3 separate regions of the Homo sapiens genome follow, and all the other regions are linked to region 2. The links are chromatin contacts, found by Hi-C or POLR2A ChIA-PET in ENCODE. All regions are on one chromosome and are shown on one strand. The core of a region is the stretch at or near the end of the contact, and the rest is flanking DNA. Distances in the headings are between cores, read along the strand shown.

What was found. A loop is a pair of places that touch in the nucleus more often than their neighbours do. ChIA-PET counts read pairs that join two places held with the same protein, here RNA polymerase II (POLR2A). Pooled maps may share reads with other maps.
Region 1: a map with no recorded cell type shows a loop between it and region 2 (4-fold over the local background). The contact joins the enhancer-like site here to the promoter of ABL2 in region 2. A Hi-C loop is called at or near these places in 1 of 37 single-sample maps with no recorded cell type and 2 of 50 pooled maps. POLR2A ChIA-PET finds 5 or more read pairs at or near these places in 1 of 52 experiments (B cell).
Region 3: a loop to region 2 is called in a map of CD4-positive, alpha-beta T cell, with 3 times the contacts of the local background. The contact joins the promoter of QSOX1 here to the promoter of ABL2 in region 2. A Hi-C loop is called at or near these places in 1 of 168 maps with a recorded cell type or tissue (CD4-positive, alpha-beta T cell), 1 of 37 single-sample maps with no recorded cell type and 5 of 50 pooled maps.

The regions. Positions count from the first base shown.
Region 1 is chr1:178,606,758-178,609,457 of GRCh38, forward strand. No RefSeq gene overlaps it. Among named protein-coding and RNA genes, the nearest start is that of C1orf220, 65 kb to the left of the region's middle. RefSeq lists an enhancer at 1,568-1,647. Within about 2 kb of position 1,359, at least 9 of the 41 ENCODE cell types and tissues checked have a DNase peak (open chromatin) inside an H3K27ac peak, as active enhancers do; they include B cell, where a contact is called at or near this core.
Region 2 is chr1:179,228,342-179,231,041 of GRCh38, forward strand. ABL2 (ABL proto-oncogene 2, non-receptor tyrosine kinase) reads right to left here and starts at 1,336. Exons shown (of 12, transcript NM_007314.4): 1 at 900-1,336. The coding sequence starts at 1,056. RefSeq lists an enhancer at 630-1,386 and a silencer at 842-1,251.
Region 3 is chr1:180,153,438-180,156,137 of GRCh38, forward strand. QSOX1 (quiescin sulfhydryl oxidase 1) reads left to right here and starts at 1,432. Exons shown (of 12, transcript NM_002826.5): 1 at 1,432-1,735. The coding sequence starts at 1,471. LOC105371636 (a long non-coding RNA gene) reads right to left here and starts at 1,401. Exons shown (of 2, transcript XR_001738314.3): 1 at 562-1,401. RefSeq lists a silencer at 1,107-1,426 and an enhancer at 1,607-1,706.

The sequences.
Region 1 (2,700 bases), core at 109-2,608, 620 kb before region 2:
CTTTCTAAAACCATGTCTATATCTCACTTAAACCCCTTCAAGGCATCCTGTCAGGTTCTCCAGCCTATCTGCTCATTAGAATCACCTGGGCCCTTAAAAAAAAAAAAAATCAGTTCCTGCTTCCATTCCCAGAGATTCTGATTTAAGTGGACTGGATGGGAGAAAGAAACCATATTTCTTTTTAAAATTTCCCAGGAAATCCTAATGTGCAAACATGGTTGAGAACCCCTGACCTGCAGGATAAAGTCCAGGCTCCTTCCCATGGCACCCAAGATGCTCCTGACTGGGCCCCTGGCCACCCTCTCCGGCCAGCCTCACTCCTGGCCAGTCCATGCCTTTATGTGCCAGCAACACTGAACTGCTTGCAGCTCCCAGCATTGCTTATGCTGTTCTCGCTGTCTGAAGTGCCCTCCCTACTGGTCCAACCAACATCACCTTCTACAGAAAGCCATTCCTGACTACTTTCCCTCACCTCCAGGTGCCCCGTGAAACTTTGGATGTGTCTCTATTACCGAACATTCACATGATTTTATGATACCCATCTTTCTTAAACACAAGGGAGACATTTATTTATACAGGGATAGTTCACAGAGCCCAAAGCTGCTGAAACTATAGCTGGGCCTCTCAAGCACTGGAACCCTGAATTAGAAAGCTTTCAGATACCAAGGTGCTTTCTTTCAGTCATTTTCTCTCACTGGGTTACGTGGCTTCTGGTGTCTGTTCATTGCTTTTGGATCTCCTTGGCAGACAACATTCTCTACCTCTGTGTACCTGGGTGGGCCAAAAATGGGCACTTCACAAAGGCTGAGTCAACTCCTGAAGGCCGTGTTCTCACTTCCAGCAATACTGACCAACATCCTGGCTGTCAATTCTAAAGTCCCTGAAGAGAGAATCTTATTGGCCCAGGGGTTCACCCTTGTCCATCAGCTGTGGCCAAATAGGGTTGCTGCGTAAGAGGCAAGTCTTGAAAAAATAGAGAGGAGTCATAGGATTAGCAGACTACCTAAAAGGTGACAACTATGCCCCAAGAGTCAAGGAATTCTTGAACTATGTGATAACCATGTATAGGTCAGCAATAGAGACCAAGTGCTGTGTGAGCCCAGAGGAGTAAACCATAGTAGTCTTCGATGTCAGGGAAGTCCTCACAAGAAAGTTGGCACTGGGCCAGGCATAAGAGAAAATAAAGGGCAAATGGCAATATCAGCAAGATACCTAAAAATTAGGCTTTTATGTGAAAGTACAAGAAATGGACTGAAATGGTGGCAAGATACCGGGATCAGCAGATGGGCCTAAGTTTGGTTCAGACTGTGAGAGTCTTTAAGTGACAGAATAAAAGTCTGGTCTTCACTGCTCAAGAGGGGGTTCCTCTCAGAGGACCTCAATCACTCAAGTAAGGAGAAGGGGGAGTCAGGAGACCCAGGGAGAGGCCCTTTGGGTCTGAGTTAAAGCAATGAGTCACTTCTTACTACTTAACAATGCAAAAAGCACTTTGCGGCCGGGCACTGTGGTTCAAGCCTGTAATCTCAGCACCTTGGGAGGCCGAGATGGGTAGATTACCCGAGGTCAGGAGTCTGAGACCAGCTTGGCCAACATGGTGAAATCCTATCTCTATAAAAATACAAAAAATTAGCTGGGTGTGGTGGCAGACACCTGTAGTCCCAGCTTCTCAGGAGGCTGAGGCGCGAGAATTGCTTGAACCTAGGAGGCGGAGGCTATAGAGAGCAAAGATCATGCCACTGCATTCCAGCCTGGGTGACAGATCAAGACTCTGTCTCAAAAAAAAAAAAAAAAAAAAAAGCACTTTGCCTGTGTTACTTCCTCTAATCCTCACAGTATCGTAGTGTGGGGGAGAGCTGGCTTTTATTTTACCCAGATTACTGAAGAGGAAAATGTGGTTCAGTCCGGTTATGCAACTTGCCTAAGATCACATAACTAACTGGCAGAAGCATGACTTGAATGTAGATTCTGAAGTCTAATTCTGAAGTCTATTCTCATTCCAGGGCACTGGGCTACCCAGCAATGGAAAGCTCAAGCTAAAACTGCCTTGGGTTATAATATAGAGAAAGACTGAATAATGCTGGAAAAAATATTTTTATTATTGACTAATGACATAGAAAAATGCTCATGATATGATACTGAGTGATGGAGAAAAGATTGACTACCAGACTGCATAAGCATTGTGGTGCTAATCTTAAAAAGTGTATTCTGTGCTCGTCTGTCCTGTGGACAGTGGTCAGGCTTCAGCCCCATCCCTGAGAATGGCCCCCTCTGAAAATCTTCCTTCTTTTCAACTATACTTTGCAACCATGGTGCATTCTTTTGGGTTATTCAATCACAGGGATGAAAATTTTAGTGACTGTCTCGTACCATGAATCATAGCAATTTTAGTCATAAGATAACTCTCACGTTCTACTATAAATAGGGCTGGGCTTTCATTACTAGATACACAGTAACAATTAACAATAAACAGTAGTTTTTCATAAATGGATACTGAGAGAAAATATTACAACCCTGAGTCACAATCTTGGCTAAAAGAATTGTATAATTATCTAATGTATTTTGGACTGTTGAAATATATACTTCATATTGCTCAATGATGGAACATTTTTCTTTATAAGTATTTTGTAAAAGAATCTCTTGTTTTTACATATATTCAACTGGCAAAGGTTAAAAAAAATTTAACCCACTAAAACTTAAAGT
Region 2 (2,700 bases), core at 86-2,585:
GTCTCAAAAAAAACAAAAACAAAAACAAAACAAAAAAACAAGACAAAAAAAGTTTGGAGACAACTATTCTAAAAATACATTGACAATGAGATCAAAATAATAGGTTTCAGACTACAGGGAGCATACATACATGTATGTATGTATATGGGCACACGCACACACTACAAAGGAAAACTTGTTCATATCCTGACTGACGTCCTAACCATGCCCACCAACCTCTAGCCCTTGCCAGCAATCTCAGAATTGTGTGTCCTACTCTGAAGCATAGTACAGAGGCTTTGGCAAAGCCTTTCATTTCTAGTAAAAACGAAATACAAAACAAAATAAACCACAAAAGCATGTCAAAAGTGATAAGATGATGCTAACTTCATCTTCCCTACAGAAAAGCATTTGACACTGTCCACAGTTCACTATCCTGACACTGCTCATCACCTAACGTAAACACATACCTTGTACTCCACAATCTCCTGAAATTCAGTTCCCATTTCCCAATCCCTTAGGATACAACCCATTTCCCCTTCACTAACGACGGGTTTATGCTCCCACCTCTGGGACTGAGCTAATACTGCCCTTCATCCTTCCCTCTCCTGAAGCTGCCATTCACTTTCTTTCTGCAGCCGCATAGTCCCGTCCCAGAGTAGAGGACAGACCATCCAGGGTCCCCAAACCCACTTCTCTTTCCTTCTCCGCCCCCGGGATCTGCCAGCCAGGCTAGAGACGCGAGGGGGGAGGGGTGTGACTCGCCTCCCAGGACTGGACCAGATGGCAGCGGATTCCGCCCCCACTCTCAGGCACCTTCCACCCTCCGACCCCTCGGGCAGCCCGTCCGCCACCCACCCCGCCCCGACCCCACCCCCGGCCTCCCCCACGCTCTCATGCCGGCTCCCAGACACACTCACCATGCTGGGTGAAGATATTGAAGCCGGTCTCTGTGGTGCGCCCCGCCGGGTCCCGCCTGCGGCCGGAGGGCCTGGCTGCACTGCTGCCCCGGATCCCGCGGGGCTGAGGCTGCTGGAGCCCCGGAGCTTCCCCGACGCGGCCCACCTGCTGCCCCATCCCTGCTCTCGCGTACTCCCGCGCCCCCGCCGACCCCTGGTCACATTCCTCCTCGGCTCCGGCCTCGGGCTCCTGGCGCTGCTCCGGTCTCTCCCTCCCAGCCCAGGCCCTGGCCCTGAGTGGCTGGGCCACCGGCGGCTCCGCACCCGGCCTCCTCACGGCAGCCGCCGCGCTGCCTCCAGGCGACTCACAGATTCTGCTTTTCCCTCCTCCTGTCGCGGCTCCGCGCCCCCAACGCCGCCGCCGCCGCCGCCGCCACCGCCGCCGCCATCTTTAAACCACCGAGCGCTGGGAAAGCGTGGGACAGAGCGTCTCCCGCCCCCCGCCCCCCGCCCCCCGCCCGCCAGTCACCTCCGCCGCGGGGAAGGAGGGCTTCCCGGCTGCCGCCCCGCCCTGCCGCGCCGCGCCCCCCGTCCCCGCCCCCGCCTCCTCGCAGGGTGGGTCCCCCAGTGCCCACCTCATTTGCCGGCCACCGCTGCTTGAGGTCTTTCGTCCTCCGCGTCCTGTCGCCGCACCTCGGCGTCCCCCCCCTCAATCCGCCTCAGCCGACCCCCTCCCGCGTTCGGCTCCACACGCTACCGCCTTTGGGGTTGGTCGGTCTCCGGCCTTCCCCATCCCACCTCCACCTGTCAAATGAGTGAGTCGAGGGCTCAGTGCCACCGCGTGCGCAGCTCAGGTGCAGGCACAGGTGGGGCAGAAAAGCACAAGGCATTTATTTGGTCCTTGCCATCCAGTTAAGGAGCTCTAAAATACCCAGGGGGATCTCTTTTAAACACCCTTGTCAGCAGCAGGCCTCCAGTAAAAATTAAAATGGTATAAAATTTACAAGAAGAGAGTAAAATGCTACCTTATTTGATTTTAATTTTTGGAGATTATTTCATGATGTTAAATCGCACTGGCCTGGATTGTGTGCCTTCTATAGTCTCATTGGGGACGCAATTGTAGCCCCATTCCTCATATTATATTACCATGAATTCCTCTTGAACTCCTTTACCATCTCACCATATGTGAGTTTCTGTTTCCTTACAATGCCTGACAGTAAAGTTAATCTTCCCACTGGCATCCTTTATACACTGTGCACGTGGTCAGGTCTTCTTTTGATGACAAAGGAGAAAAAATATATATCTTTGACCCTGTTTCTGAGTCAGAACTTACTCATTTTAGCTTATGCAGTCTAAAGAGAGTGAATGAGGCAGAAAAGAAGCGTTTTATACATACACATATACTATATACAATTGACTCGCCATCCCCCTCTCCCACTGTGTTTACTTGCATCTTAATTCAATTTTTTTTAATTCTCAAATCTTGATCATTCTCCTGTTATTCTTTTGGCTTCCCAATTTGCTTTATAAAAAGTATCAGTTAATGGAGGTACTACACTGAAATTTTGCTTAAATTAGACAGGACGGGAGCCACTGCAAAGAAGGAACAAAACAACCACTGGAAATGTAGGGTTGGGAGAAGAGGTGGATGAAGCTCTCCTTTGCATATCTTTCCTGAACCAGGTTGACCTTAGATGAACCATCCACTGACGTAGATATTGCCTGTTGTAAAAGCACTATGAAATTATTCCATTGCCATCTAGGGTGTAGCCAGAAATAACTGAAATTAACTCCAAAATGGGAACGGAAACACTATGTGTAA
Region 3 (2,700 bases), core at 182-2,681, 930 kb after region 2:
ACTACATTCGAGGGCGTATCTCAGAAGGGTCCAAGAATCCTAAACTTAAATGTGGCCTTCCAGATTATGATGAAGGTATACATGTCAAGATAAAAGGATAGGAATTTTACATCACCGTTTAATTTGTAGTTTTAAAATATGTAGACATGATATGTGGGCCTCCATTTGTACTACTGACTCAGTTCTTGCAAATATTAAGGGTAGACCTGTCCCTGATCTTCGTGTGTAAAATAGCACCTCCTCTGCCACTCTATTCTTACCCCAGTCTACATTTCTTCATAACATCGGTCACCATCTGATCTACATTTACTTATGTATCATCTCTTTACCCCCACTGGAATGTAAGTTCCACGTCCCTAGAGTCTATATTTTGTTTACTGCCTTATCCTTATACCTAAACAAGTGCCTGGCATGACACCACTCAGTAAAACTTGAATAAATGAATAACAAATCTAGGCTCAAAGCTCTTACAGGTGAAAGGGGCTAACCTGGCAGTCACAAAGGAAAAATATCACTGTGACAACCGTCTGAGGAGCACCTTCTCCCCTTAAAATAACTCACTCAAAACAGTGGAGCTGCAAAGGTGACCAGAGAAAATCCATTAACACCTTAGTGCCCATGACACCAGGTGAGTTGATCGGGCTACTTGCGAGAGGGACATGTGAGTGAGCGTGGAGAGCTCTGAGTAGGCTGAAGAGCTGGATGTGGGGGATCTGGGCTGCTGGGAACCCCGAATGTTGGAATCGCCCTGACAACCTTATGAGGGTGGTCAGATATGGGTCCTGAGGAAACTGATTCCACGGCAACTGCCCGCCAACCCAGCACACCCCACAGTGAAGAGGGGCTTCTGATCCATGAGTAGGGCCCCTCAAATGATGTTCCCCTTTAGATGGTCATGGTCATCAGCAGGGGTGGGTGCATCGATCCTGTGGGGTCTTGGTGGTCGCAGACCAAGCGTCCCTCTTCTCACATCTAATTCACAACGTCTCATCGCTCCGCGGGAGCCCAGGAACTGCCCTACAACAGCCGAAATCCGGGTCGTCTATTCCAACGGACTCCTCTTCCGTTGGATACGGGGGCCGTGAGAGGCCAAACAACCTCCGCGAGGCTACCCCCGCAGCGACCGCTCGGCGGGCGCTCCATTCCTTTACCGGACTGTACACCTCGCCTCCTGGGGCCTGAGGCGGGAACCCGGGTCGCGCTGCTCCGAGGCCTCGGCGGACCGCGAAAGGATGGCTCACCACCCGGCCAGGGCCAGCCCCTGCAACAAGCTCAGCCCCGCCCGCTCCCGCGCCCAGGAGCGGCCGGCGGGGCGGGGTGGCTGGGCCGGCCTCGGGGGCGGGGGCTCGGGGGCGGGGGCTCAGGGGCGGGGCCACGTGGCTCCTCCTTGCGGGCGGAGGCAGGCGGTGCCGCGGCGCCGGGACCCGACTCATCCGGTGCTTGCGTGTGGTGGTGAGCGCAGCGCCGAGGATGAGGAGGTGCAACAGCGGCTCCGGGCCGCCGCCGTCGCTGCTGCTGCTGCTGCTGTGGCTGCTCGCGGTTCCCGGCGCTAACGCGGCCCCGCGGTCGGCGCTCTATTCGCCTTCCGACCCGCTGACGCTGCTGCAGGCGGACACGGTGCGCGGCGCGGTGCTGGGCTCCCGCAGCGCCTGGGCCGTGGAGTTCTTCGCCTCCTGGTGCGGCCACTGCATCGCCTTCGCCCCGACGTGGAAGGCGCTGGCCGAAGACGTCAAAGGTGAGAAGCGGGGGCGGCCCGCTCCCCCGTGCCCCGCCGCCCGGACCCCTCCACCTGCCCGGTGGGCAGCCTCCTACTCCGGGAGCGCGTCCCTCTTCCAGTCACCTCCGCCCACCTCTTCCTCTCCGCGCATCCCACGCCCACCACCTTCATGTTTCTCAGCTCCATTTTTGCCTCCCGCTCCCTTGCCTTTTCCTCTTGGCCCTCATCCCGAGCTTCTTTCCCTCTCCGCGGCCTGGGCCCCCAGACCTGCCCTGCTCGCCCGGTTCGTCCCCCGCCAGGTTACTGCCTCCTTCCCTGCGAGAGGTCTCCTTTGTTCCTTCCTCCGCATGGTCCGCTGACACCTTACCGTTTCCTGGGCCAGCCTTGTGGCAGTCCTCTTCCTCTCGTCCAGGGACCCATGTCATCTTCCTGCCAGGTTCCCTAGCTGCTGTGGGTCAGTGCTGGGGAGAAAAGGGAACGGACATCCATTTTGCCTCCCTGCCACCTTTCTCCACTCCCTCGACTGGTTGACCAGGTGGTACATAGACTTCCTTTCTCATTTTTGTCTTTGATGTGGGTATGTCCACCTGGCAGTTTTCCTATCTCTGTTCCGGGCCTCTCCTGACCTGCCGCCTCCAGCTCCTTAGCTTCTGGGCCACATCCTTCTCTCTCTTCCCCCGCTCAGACCCTTATATTTTAAACCCATGCACCCAGAGGCCTTTGGTGCGTGTTTGGCTCTTGCTCCATGTTCCCAATCCCTGGTTGGGGCACCAAAACTATATTTCCTGAATTCCAAGACACCATCAACTGTGAGACACACTGTTCATTTTATGACAGCCCAAGGGGTAGAAGGATAGGAAAAAACCACTACATGTATAAAGATTTGAAGGTGAACTCTATTACAGAAATGCTAAAATTTTGAAACACTTAAGACTTAGAGTCGAGGAAATATGGTAATAATAGTAATTAATATTTACGGAGCA